2 separate regions of the Homo sapiens genome follow, and region 1 is linked to region 2. A link is a loop called in an ENCODE intact Hi-C map of the cell type or tissue named here. Cell type or tissue: ascending aorta. All regions are shown on one strand. Links, peaks and the distances in the headings refer to the core of each region. The heading gives the core; the rest is flanking DNA.

The links. Hi-C counts contacts between places; a loop is a spot of excess contacts. Peaks named below come from ENCODE experiments on the same cell type or tissue, not always from the same donor. Only the 100,000 strongest peaks of a DNase experiment are listed, where the experiment ranks them.
Region 1: a loop joins it to region 2, with 2.0 times the contacts of the local background. A loop is called at or near these places in 1 of 110 quality-filtered maps.

Annotation. Positions count from the first base shown.
Region 1 is chr4:137,691,256-137,697,228 of GRCh38, forward strand. LOC101927414 (a long non-coding RNA gene) reads right to left here. Exons shown (of 4, transcript NR_187911.1): 2 at 986-1,078. Among named protein-coding and RNA genes, the nearest start is that of LINC02172, 150 kb to the left of the region's middle. In ascending aorta, for the core only: no CTCF peak of the experiment used is centred there; a DNase peak (open chromatin) is centred at 3,126; H3K27ac peaks cover 1,955 bases.
Region 2 is chr4:137,371,364-137,377,336 of GRCh38, forward strand. No RefSeq gene overlaps it. Among named protein-coding and RNA genes, the nearest start is that of PCDH18, 160 kb to the right of the region's middle. In ascending aorta, for the core only: no CTCF peak of the experiment used is centred there; no DNase peak of the experiment used is centred there; H3K4me3 peaks cover 1,130 bases; H3K27ac peaks cover 3,866 bases.

The DNA.
Region 1 (5,973 bases), core at 616-5,615, 320 kb after region 2:
ATATTCAGAAAGAGGAATACTCACATGTGAGAATCTTTGAAAATGAAATAGCTCTGAATGTTCAGTTGTTTCACTGAAGATTTCAAGGAGGAAATCCACACAGCAGAAGAATCAAAATTCAATGGGAAGAGAAAAACATGACAGAAAATTGTGACAACATTTCCAGAAGCATAAGTGGAAAGAAAGAGAAAGGTAGTTAGAGGAGACTACAGGATCAAGTCAGGGGTTTGACTTTTGAGGTAAAGAAATATGTTTATGTTCCAAAGGAAAGAAATCACTGAAAAGGAAAGGATTAAAGAGAAATAGGAAGACAAAAATTTGGTGGGCAAGACATAGGAGGATAAATAGGGAAGGAATTTTTAGCACATGACGTTTTAGCCACAGTTACACCTCCCTGATGGGCAGAGTTGGTTGTATGCAAAGTCCAGGGGCAGAAGCAGGGAAGAGAAGGTCATCCTCAATATCATAATTTATCTGGGGAGAAGTAGGGCATATCACTTGCTGATGTTGAGGTTGCTAATGGCTTGAGGAGTGTGATGACAGTTTAGAACAGCCCCTGGATTGCAAAGAACATGAACAGAAACTAGAGGGTTGTTGCTGAACTTTGGATTATACTTATGGTAACCTCATCACTGAGAACTTCCCAGATTGCTGCTTTTCTTACTATACTTCTGGAGTGTGCTGAAAGCCTCTTTGAGGTTATTTACCTCTGAGTTTGTAGATGACATTGCCTTTAGTGCTTGTCTATAAATACCAAAGAAAAGTCAGTTTTGTTGTTCATTATTTTCTAAAAGGCTTTTGGAAATTTATTCAAGATACCATCTTCCACAAAACCTAAAGATTATATTTATGTCCTTGCTGACATCAAGCAATTTATGAAGCTAAATAGAAAGATCAGTCTTAGAAACAGGGTCATAATATTTCCCTGAAGCTGTCACCCAAGTAAAGCCAAACATGTTAGAGAACTCATTATAAGGAAACTTACCATACACCAGGCCTTGAAAATGAACTCTGAAAACTTGCCAACTACTTTTGAGATTAAAACAATTTCTGAGCAGCATTTGGTCCTAACTTTAATCTGTAATAAGAGAAGAAAGTGGAATTTAATTCATTTTACTACTTTTCAAAGTAAACTACCAGATCAAATAACTGGTTGATGATTTAGGGAAAAGGCACTGGAGCCAGATGCCTGTGTTTGAACTTGCCCTTTACTAACTTTATGACCTCATATAAATTGCTTTATCTTTCTGTGCTTCAGTTTCATGGTCTGTAAAATGAAGATGAGAATAGAAAGTATCTTATGCCTTGTTATAAAATTAAATGAATTAATATTTGTAAGCACATAGCACCTAAAATAGTATTATATGAGTATTTGCGAAATGTGTTTATTTTAATACACAAAGGTGACTGGCTGATGTTGGGGCTGCTAATGCCTTGAGGAGTGCTCCCCAAAGAGCACTTACACTTGAGTGCTCTTAAGTGCTCTTACACTTAACATAAAGGTGTATTAAAGGTTTAGCACACCTTTAATACAACAGTGTATTAAAATAAAAGAGCTTATTATAAAAAACGGTTTAATTTGGCATATTCTACTGAACACCAATTCCATATAATCCCTACTCTGGAAGCTTTAAAGATAACTCAGATTTCACAGGAGATAAAAATAAGTTTACACACATGTACATGTGTACACACACACATGCACACAGAGGCACGCACTCTGTAATTTTATTAGTGTTAGACAGTTGATGATAAAAAGTATTTTTTAAGACCACTAGGGTATGATTTAACCCTGTCACAAAATAGGACAGATAAGGTTAGCAAATTATTTTTTCATAAATATATAGGTGAGCCTCTTGACATTTATAAGGAATGCATTCTTATGTTTTTTCTTCCTCCCAAAGGCAATTATCAAATAAATAATTATAATGTAAATATTGGAAAATAGGTTAAGTGTGTACTATTCAAATTCTTCCAATTCCTTCTTAGATAGGTTACATACACTACATCTATAACCAATAAATCAACTTTTAATTTTATTTAATCAATAAAACAACATATGCTTCTATGGTAGAATATCCTCGTTACATATTATAAAATTTCATGAACTGTTAAGTCATTTGTAAAACTGTGAATATTAAAATGAAATATGCCCAAACCAACTTTTTGTGTATAAATTATAGTTTGTATATATATATATACCCTTTTTTATATATAAACATAGAGAATTATACATGTCTTTACATATGTATACTAAAAGTCCATGTGCAATCTGAAATATTCTCCAACATTTTCGTTGATTTCATGAAATTTTATATTTCTTTTCAAATTGGCATATTTCACTTAGCTATCTATTTGCATTATTTTCCACTGCATTTTCAGCAGTGTAAAACAGTTTGCAATTATCAATGTATAGCTCTACAAATATATTAAGACCATTTGGGGGCTAATTTTATAAATAGGTAACTAATTAGTGAATAAGTTTGTCTTATGAGTACCTATGCTTCTTTTTGTAGCCTCATAATTTTGGAAATTCAGATATTCAACTCTTGCTAGTTTAATCTGTCTTGGAGTTTCTGTGAGTGAGTCACTGGACCAAAAGCTGACCTAAAGAGATGCAATATTGTGTAGGAAAGCATATTCATTAAAGATATATGAATAGCACAATATTTAACATTAGTGCCTAATTCTAAAGGAACCCAGGTTTTACAACTTTATATGCTGAAGCATCGATACAATTTAATAGTATATATTATCTCATAGTGCTTTGTAATTGATTTATGATTCTTTCATACTTAAGAGATATTCTAAAATAAATTCTCTGAAGTCCCTAAGAAGAGATATTAGTGAGATGTTCCTACCATAGACTGCCAACTCATTCCGTTATCTACCTAGACTTCTTCTACCTTCTGACTTTTAAAGTATAACTCAAATTCCACATCATCCACTGCTATTCACACTAATCTATTCCTCTTCTGAATTTCCACAGCAATACCCTATTTCCAGCAGGATTTTTTTTCAAGTATTCACACACTGCTCTGTGCTCTTATTTGGAAATGTCATGTACTTAAAATTTGTTTCACCAGTTCAAGTGCAAGCACATTGGCATGCTTTGTGTTTCTCTTGGCTGGGCCACAGTGCTTTTTTCATGTAGCATGAAACAACAAACACTTGGAGAATAAAAATTAATACAACTTAATCTCATCAAATTCAGCATCTATGTCTAATACTTTTTTCTGTCTTCCATATGATCTAAAGTAGCTGAGAAGCCGCAGTATTGTTTTCAAAAATACGTACATGGTGGCTATCATCCAATTGATAGTTCTATAAAATATCTGTTAAGAAATTTGACTGGTTTTACAAAATGTAGCACAGCATAGGAAAAACAAATTATTAATTTCAAAGTCATGGTAAAATTCTCTTTACTGATCATAGGTGATATGTATTTATAAAGAAAGATATGCATTCGTAGGGAAAGATAGCTGTCATGTGGAAGAATAAACATGAAGTTTACAGTCTGATTGGAGTTTTATTACTGTCCCTGTCTCTCAATAACTGCGTGACTTAACAAGTTTTTTAAACATTTTTGAGCCTCATTTTTTATGTATGTTAATAACATTTGTTCTACAGAGTTTTGTTTTAAATAATAGATGCAACAACAATGACAAAGTACTTTTAAGCTATATAAAGTTAGGATTTTCAGAATTATTTTGATATCAAAATGTTACTGTGACACAATTCAAATTTCAGATTAAGAAAATTAATAACTGTCTCACCTGAATTATATGGAACAATACACAAGTATTCTATATACACACAAGATAGAAAGCTAAGAATAAGAAGTAAACAAAAACCATCTTGTATTTATAGAATACTTTCTTTAAAACAACCTATAACTCAGCCAGAATTTACTGGTTACAAGGCATATAGTTATCTATAAATACAAAGAAGCCCTCAAGGAAGGAAATACTGAATCATATTTTTATGCTGCTACTCATGCATTTTTATTAAGAATTTCAAAACCAACACTTGAAATGAAACTGAGACATTGTAAAACATCGGTTTTACAACTCTCCATTTCTGCCTACTCCAAGTCCAAGAAACGTTTGATAAATTTTGAAGATACTATATCCTGAGTTATTTCTAATTGCTCATTTACTCATTTATGCATTCATCCAATCAGTATTGATGTAATCAGTATTTTTTTCTCAGACATGCTGATAGATTGTAGGTGTATGGTTGTAAACTGCACACACATGTTCTCTGCCTTCATGGAGTTTATAGCTTAGTGGGGAATTAAAAATATATGTAGGTTAGCAATTTAACATACATATGAGTTCGTTCTATGCTAAGTAAAAAGGGGGATAAAATAGTGCCGATTTTGAGATCAGCATTATAGAATCTACTTTAGAAGAGTAGTGTAAAAGTCTTCAACTAACTGACTTCTAAGTTGAGTCATGAAGGATAAGAAGTCAATTTTACGAAGAGCAGAGAAAAGAGTCTCTGCAAAGGCTGTGGGGAAGAGCATGTTTTGATGCACTTGAACAGCATCAAGAACTTGAAGAAGCTGTCGCCGCTGGAGCTGAGAAAGCAGCAGAGGTGGGCACATGAGTGGATGGTGAATAGGAAGTCAGGACTGAAACCAAACAAGTCCTTGGGAACCACGACAAGAATTTTCATTTTATTTGCATTACAAAAGCTATTGAAGACTCTTAAACAGACGGCAAATTAATAGATTTATGCCTTTTAAAACAGGATTTTTTTTTAAGCTGAAAGAGAGTAAAAGGAGAAGCAGGGAAGTAATAAAAAACACACCTCAGTGCGCCACTGCACTCCAGCCTGGGGGACACAGAGCAAGACTCCGTCTCAAAAAAAAAAAAAAAAAAAATGCATACCTCAGGAGCCTGCGTTGTCTAGGTGACAGGTGATACTGGCATGGACTAATGGGGTAACAGAAAGTAACAGCATCTGTCTTTAATGTATTTTCCTTTAAAAAGTGGAACTGTCAGTGAAAGAAATTGAACTGGGGGTTCACTTAAAATCCTTGGTTTATTTTAGGGAAAGGGGAAAAAAGAGATTTTTATTAACTTCACTGCTACCAGCACAAATATATTCATAGAAAATATATCTCTGGTCTGCCTTGTTCTAAAAAACCTTATCTTAGAAACATTCTATTATTTCAAGGAAGTTATGCTCTAAAGATTGTCAAACATTATTTTTACACATGTATTTAACATTTTCTACGTTCCACACACAACGATTGATATTTTTTGTATATATTTATCTAATTTCCATAACAATACTATCTCCTTTTTTGAGGTAAAGAATGAGAAAAAAATAAGAAACATGTCTAAGGTCCAAGGTGATACCACTCACTAAATTGAGAACTTAAGGCCGGGTGCGGTGGCTCATGCCTGTAATCCCAGCACTTTGGGAGGCCGAGGCGGGCGGATCACGAGGTCAGGTGATGGAGACCAACCTGGCTAACACACGGTGAAATCCCGTCTCTACTAAAAATACAAAAAATTAGCCGGGCGTGGTGGCAGGCACCTGTAGTCCCAACTATTCGGAGGCTGAGGCAGGAGAATGGCGTGAACCTGGGAGGCGGAGCTTGCAGTGAGCCGAGATGTCGCCACTGTAACCTGGGTGACAGAGCGAGACTCCGTCTCAAATAAATAGATTAATTAATTAATTAATTAATTCAGAACTTAAACCTGCTCTTGCCTCTGCTTGACTCCAGACCTCATGGTCTCTGTCCCAATTCACCAGTTGTTTTCTTCCTTCCTTCCTTTCTCCCCTTTTTTCTTCTTTCCTTCCTTCCATCATTTTTTCCTGTCCCAATTTACCAATTCTTTCTTTGTTTCTTTCAAAAAAAAGTATTGATTTATTCGTATTTTACTTTTTTACATTAGTTATTTATATTATTCTATTTTTAAACATTTTTTTCTATGTTCCACAAAGAATTTCTTAATT
Region 2 (5,973 bases), core at 667-5,666:
GTGGTAATAGTTTTACCTAGATTGTGGTGATGGTATTGTGGGTGTATGTGTGTGAACAAATGCATCAAATTGTATACATTAAATATGTGCAGGTTTTTATATTGATTATACCTTAATAAACCTATAAAAAACATAATGGCAAGGCCAAGTGTGGTGGCTCACACTTGTAATCCCAGCACTTTGGGAGGCCGAGGTGGGCAGATCACCTGAGGTCAGGAGTTCAAGACCAGCCTGGCCAACACGGTGAAACACCATCTCTACTAAAAATATTTTAAAATTAGCCAGGTGTGGTGGTGGGCTTCTGTAATCCTAGCTACTTGGGAAACTGAGGCAGAAGAATTGCTTGAACCCAGGAGGTCGCAGTGAGCTGAGATCATGCCATTGCACTCCAGCCTGTACAACAAGAGCGAAACTCCTTCTCTCAAAAAAAAAAGTAAAGGCAAATTCATCATTAGGAATATTAGCATTGTTACATCTGCTTGTGTATAGAATTTTGTAAAACTCAAATCGAGAGAAAACAGATCATAAGATAATAACCAATTAGAGAGACTTCTCTTTACTCAAAGTTTGTGCTACAACGACTATACGTATATAAAGAAAAGAATGGAATATCAACCAATAGAATAAGTTTAAAAGGAGAAAGATATGGTGGAATAATTCTCTGTTGCCTCATCTGATGTTGACTGCTCCTTTCCCTATTTTGTAAATTCAGGGTTTGACTTCTTAAAGTTGATGTATTTAAGAGAAAGGACACAAGAAAGAAAATGGGAAAGGAATGGAAGGTACTTACTTCACTTACACTTCTACTGTTTCAGCATTACTAATTTCTGGATGTGAAAGTCCTCTAAGTAAATTACTCATTAGCAAATCAGCAGCACATTATTACATTCTTGAGTAGAAATATTTTGTGCAATCTAAATACAGAAATAAAAGTGGTATTAAAAATACTGCATATGAGACAGATAAATTCCTCTTCACTGTAGGGTACTACAAGGACCATGCTTACATAAACAGAATAACATAATTGAGATGAAACAATTCTATTCCTAAAAAGTTTTCATGAGTTCTTTGGAAATTAGCTAACTCTGAGGATATCTGGCCTGCAGTTTCCTCATGCTGGATGCAATAACTTCCCTGATTGGTCATTTGCAACTCCTTGCTTATCCTTTAGTATCTGGAAATTTGATCAATTATTTGGCCTGAGATAGTCTCCCCCATTCAGGTGGTTTCCAATGATAAAATCAAAGATGACTCTTTTATGGTTATGCTTCATAAGTGAATTCATTTGGGGTATCATATACTCACACATTTTTTCTGCAATAAAATCTTGGAGCATGTGCTGAATTCCTATGCAAGATTACTTCTCCCTTCTTATCTGTGTGGCCTCAGTTCTGGTCCTAGATAAAGTCCTAGGAGACATATTTCAAACTCTCCTCTTGATCCATTTGAAGCCCTCCTCTATATGAAGTGAAAGGCAGGGACCTGTCCACCGCAACCTCTTATAGTTGGGGTGGGGTGAAGAAATGGGATTCAGGCCACAGCAAGAGTTCTCTATTCAAAAAAATTTTTTTTCCCATTCAGCAAGCCTTCTCTCTGCCTCAAAATCTCTTTCCTAGGCTGCTAAAGAAAAAAAAAAACTATTCAGCTCAGTATTGTCTAGAAACTTCAGCTGAAACAAAGTAAAAGGATTGTATTTATAATCTTCTTGCATAGTTATAATCACATTCTTTGAATTAAGGTAGGAGTTCTAGATAATCCACTGAAGGAAAGTGACTTGTGCAAAATAAGAGAACATGAGATCATATTGCTACCCTGACAGCAATAGAGGTGGGGAAGAGAAATTACCTGCAAAATGCATGGAAAGAATGTGTTATTGAGAACATGTTTTGGAAAAAGAGGTCAAGAGAACAAGATGATTGGGAACATTAGCACTGTTACATCTACAATGCTGTTACCCACATTACTTTGGGGAGTTTGCTGTGTCTTCAGCATACAACTGCTTTTATCTGTAAATGGAATGAGTTTTAACATTCATTGACAGGGAAACTAACAGTTCTTGAAATTTTATATGACAAATCCTGTGATAGGCATGTCCAAATAGATAATTATATCCCAACAGCCCTAAAGGCTATAGTAAATAATTTTCCCATTTTATAAACAAGTAAATTGCCACATGAAAAGCTAAGTTTTACTCTCAGAATAACTTATTGAGTAACATGGCACTGTTTTTGTTCAAAGCTTATTGTTCTAGAAAGTTGTCTCTTCATGGACTAGGAAGTTTTTATTTACTTTTACTACAGTTTTAGAAATTTAGAATGAGTCATTTGATCTAAGTATGTCCTATTGAACATTATATATTTCCTCTAAGGTCCATATTACATGTCTATTTCAGCTATGATCTTGTTAATATGCATATATTTAGAATTTTTAGCCCTAAATGGTGAATCAGTTTTAAAGTTTGCTTAACCAGTAATGTTATAGGACTACCAAGTTCATATGCCCACTATGTAGTAACATACCACTACACCGAGACAGAAGGGTTTGCAGCAGAGGAGGAGTTTAATGACACACAGCGGCCATGTGAGGAGATGGAAAAGACCATAAAATCAGTCTTCCCAAGGAGTTCTGGGCTGGGGATTTTAAGGAAATAATGGAGGGCGAGGTGCTAGAAAAATGGGGTTGTTGATTGGTCAGGATAAGGGAAATGAACTCATCAGGATGTGGAAACTGCGTTAGTTGCTAAGTCAGCTCCTCCTGGGGTCCTTCATACCAGCTGACATCAGTAGTTTCATTGGTATCCAGAACCTGAAGGAATATCTCAAAGGGAAAACAACATTTTACAATGTCTACATTGTTATATACAGAGCAGTTAAGGGGAACCATAATCCTGTGATAGGGTCTGAGTGATTCTGGGGCAACAGGCACCAAACAGCTATGAGGAAGAGGGTCAGAGAGCAAGCTGCTTAGTGATTAAGGCTGAACATGCTGCAAGCTTGGTTTATTTTCATTTCTCCCCCTCCCTTCTTCCCGGGTTAATTTTAAAATTTATGGGGATAGTTTCAGTAACTCAGGGAAAGTAAAAAGAAGACAAGAATCTGGAGCACAATATTGCTAGATTGTATATTTTGGGTTAACCCAGAATAATTGTGTCAAAAATGTTCTAGTTTGGCCTGGAGAAGTTATCAGTTGCCACTATAATCAGAAAGAGCATGGGAGCCAGCTGCTGGAATGAAAGGATGGAAGAAAAGAGTGAGGAGACAAGTTTCCTGTATCACTAGGCTTTGTGATCAACTTTGGGTGCTCAGCAATCTTTTGTTAGTTTGAAAAACCTTCAATTTAAGAAACTACTAATTGCTTTTTGTTGTTTTGATTTTGCTTAATTGACGTCTTTAGTAGTAAGCAGCAGACAGAATTTAGCAAGATGATTAGACTGAATTTGCAATTCATGTACACAAAATATGTAATTTCTGATTCATTTTCCCACTGTCATAAAAACTATACTTTTAATGTGCAACTGTGGATATGAATTTTAGTTTTTATTTCTCACAATGTTTTGGTTGGCTGTAGTGTGTAAATGACACACTTCCTCATTTATAGTCAAATGCTGTCTTTGGTTCCCAAATCCTTTTCTTGCCTACAGCAACTTCACCTGAATATACTTCCTTAAAATGTAAATAATTTTGTTAAGAAATAAATCCTTAAATTTGAGGTAAACTACAGTGACTTTTAGGTTAGTGACTGATCCTCAGCAGTTGTTTCAGATTGATGCTTAATCAATTTAGTGTTTTTAACAAAACATCAATTTTTAAAATTAGCTCCTCAAGATACAGCTTTCATGGAAGAGAATAGCCTAAATGCCTGTCTTCCTTTAATTGTTTGGTTAGCCAGGGAAGAAGGAGGTACTACCATGAAGCGACATGCAAGTGAAGTTCATTGCCATGGTTAGTAATGTTTTCTGAGTGGTTAGTAATCACTGTTTTCTGAGGGCTATCTAGGGAAAAAATGAGATGGTGAAATTCACAGTGGTTTAAGTTTCTGTTAAAAAAAAAAAAAAACAAACTTTCTTTCAATGTATTTCCCTTCTATGCCCTAATTTCATAGACCATGGTCAAAATTACAAGTTTGGCATCTCGAGTTTCTGGGGCTATAACAATTTTTCCCAGCTAGTAGCAGATTCATTTCTGCTAAAATTCTATTACTCTAAGCTATTTCTCTCAAGGATTGTAACAATTCTTCTGAAAACAGATCAGCAGCTTTCAGTATAATCTGACTTCATCTAACTGGAACAAGGTCCACTTCTGGTAAATCCTGCAACTGAATGTGACAGGAATAGAAAACTCTATTTCAGTGCCTTGCAGGGTGTGATGAAAGGCATTTGGAAAGTGATTTGGATTATTTTTATTGTTTTTTTAGACCTAGGCTTAGTATTAGCTTTTGTTCTGTTTTATTTTCAACAATGATTTAGAATGACAGCATTTATATTTTAAGTAGAAACAAATTAAAAGACAGCTCTCTTTCAGGTGTTTGCTAAGCATACAAGTAAACAAAGGTTTTTTTAGAAACATTTTAATATTATATCATCCAAATAAAATAAGTTCTGAAATAAATGCTGAATTCTACACTCATCTATGTTTATTCACAAATGTTTATAAACACACATGTACATATTTACAGCCTAGTACTGCAGATACTAAAACGAAAAAGAAAAAAAAATCACCTTTGTCTTAACATATAAGGAGAACAGAAAAGAAGCAAAGAGAAAGAGGTTAGCAAAGAGGAAAGAAAGCAAGCAAGAGAGAACTAAAATCATTTGAACTATATTTCTTTTAATAGTCTACAATCACTTGAGATCATTTAAAGCTTCATTTGGTCAAGAAAGTTATTTACTGCAAAATATTTTAATGACATAAAAATAACCAATTAGATATGTGTAGAAAAAATATTAAACAATATAGGAACAATTAAATACAAGAGTCATAAAACAATATTCAAGGAAGAGAAGGAATTATTGGAAGCTATGAAAGTTGTTTGTTTTATACTGTTTGTTCAAGAACAGATCATCTGGAATTAAGACAAAGATTTTGGAGGATATTCCTGACAGAAAAAACAGCTTGCTTAATATGGGGTCCTGTGTAATCTCACACGCTGTGGAAACAGAGTTGGAAACCAGACTAGGAACAGAAAACAATATAGGGCTCCCTATTAGAACCGTCAACCAACTTATACAGAAGATGGCCCAGAACCAAGAGCTCATAAAATAAGAGAGCAGAGAGAAATGGAAGATTCAACAATCTCCATATAAGAAATCAACATGGCATTTCAGAGAAGATGTGAAGTAAGAAATCAGAGGAAGACATTTACCCCCCTTTAGGTAAGGAAAAAAGACAATAGCCAACATACAAAAGTCAAGGAATATATAGACAGTTTTACCAAGTCAAAACAGAGAACTAGGCAAATGCAAAAAATTCAGAAATACACAAATAGCAGATGTCAAAACAAGGTAGTCTGGGCACAGTGGCTCACGTCTATAATCCCAGCACTTTGGGGAGACGAGGTAGGTGGATCATCTGAGGTCAGAAGTTCAAGACTAGCCTGGCCAACATGGTGAAACCCCCACTCTACTAAAAATACAAAAATTAGCCAGGCATGGTGGTGGGCGCCTGTAATCCCAGCTACTTGGGAGGATGAGGAAGGAGAATCGCTAGAACCTGGGAGGCGGAGATTGCAGTGAGCCAAGATCACACCACTGCACAGGTGACAGAATGAGACTCTGTCTCAAAAAAAAAAAAAAAAAAAAGGAAAAAAGAAACAAGGTAGATATATCTATATATCAAGTAATCATAGTAGGTGACCAATGAACTGGGCTCAGTTTGACTTTGAATTTCAAATAACTTTCGTCTCAAAAGTATGCTTCCTGTTGGGGTAAGAGAGAATCTCTGGGTAAGGAATGGTCAATGCTGATAAAATAAAAAA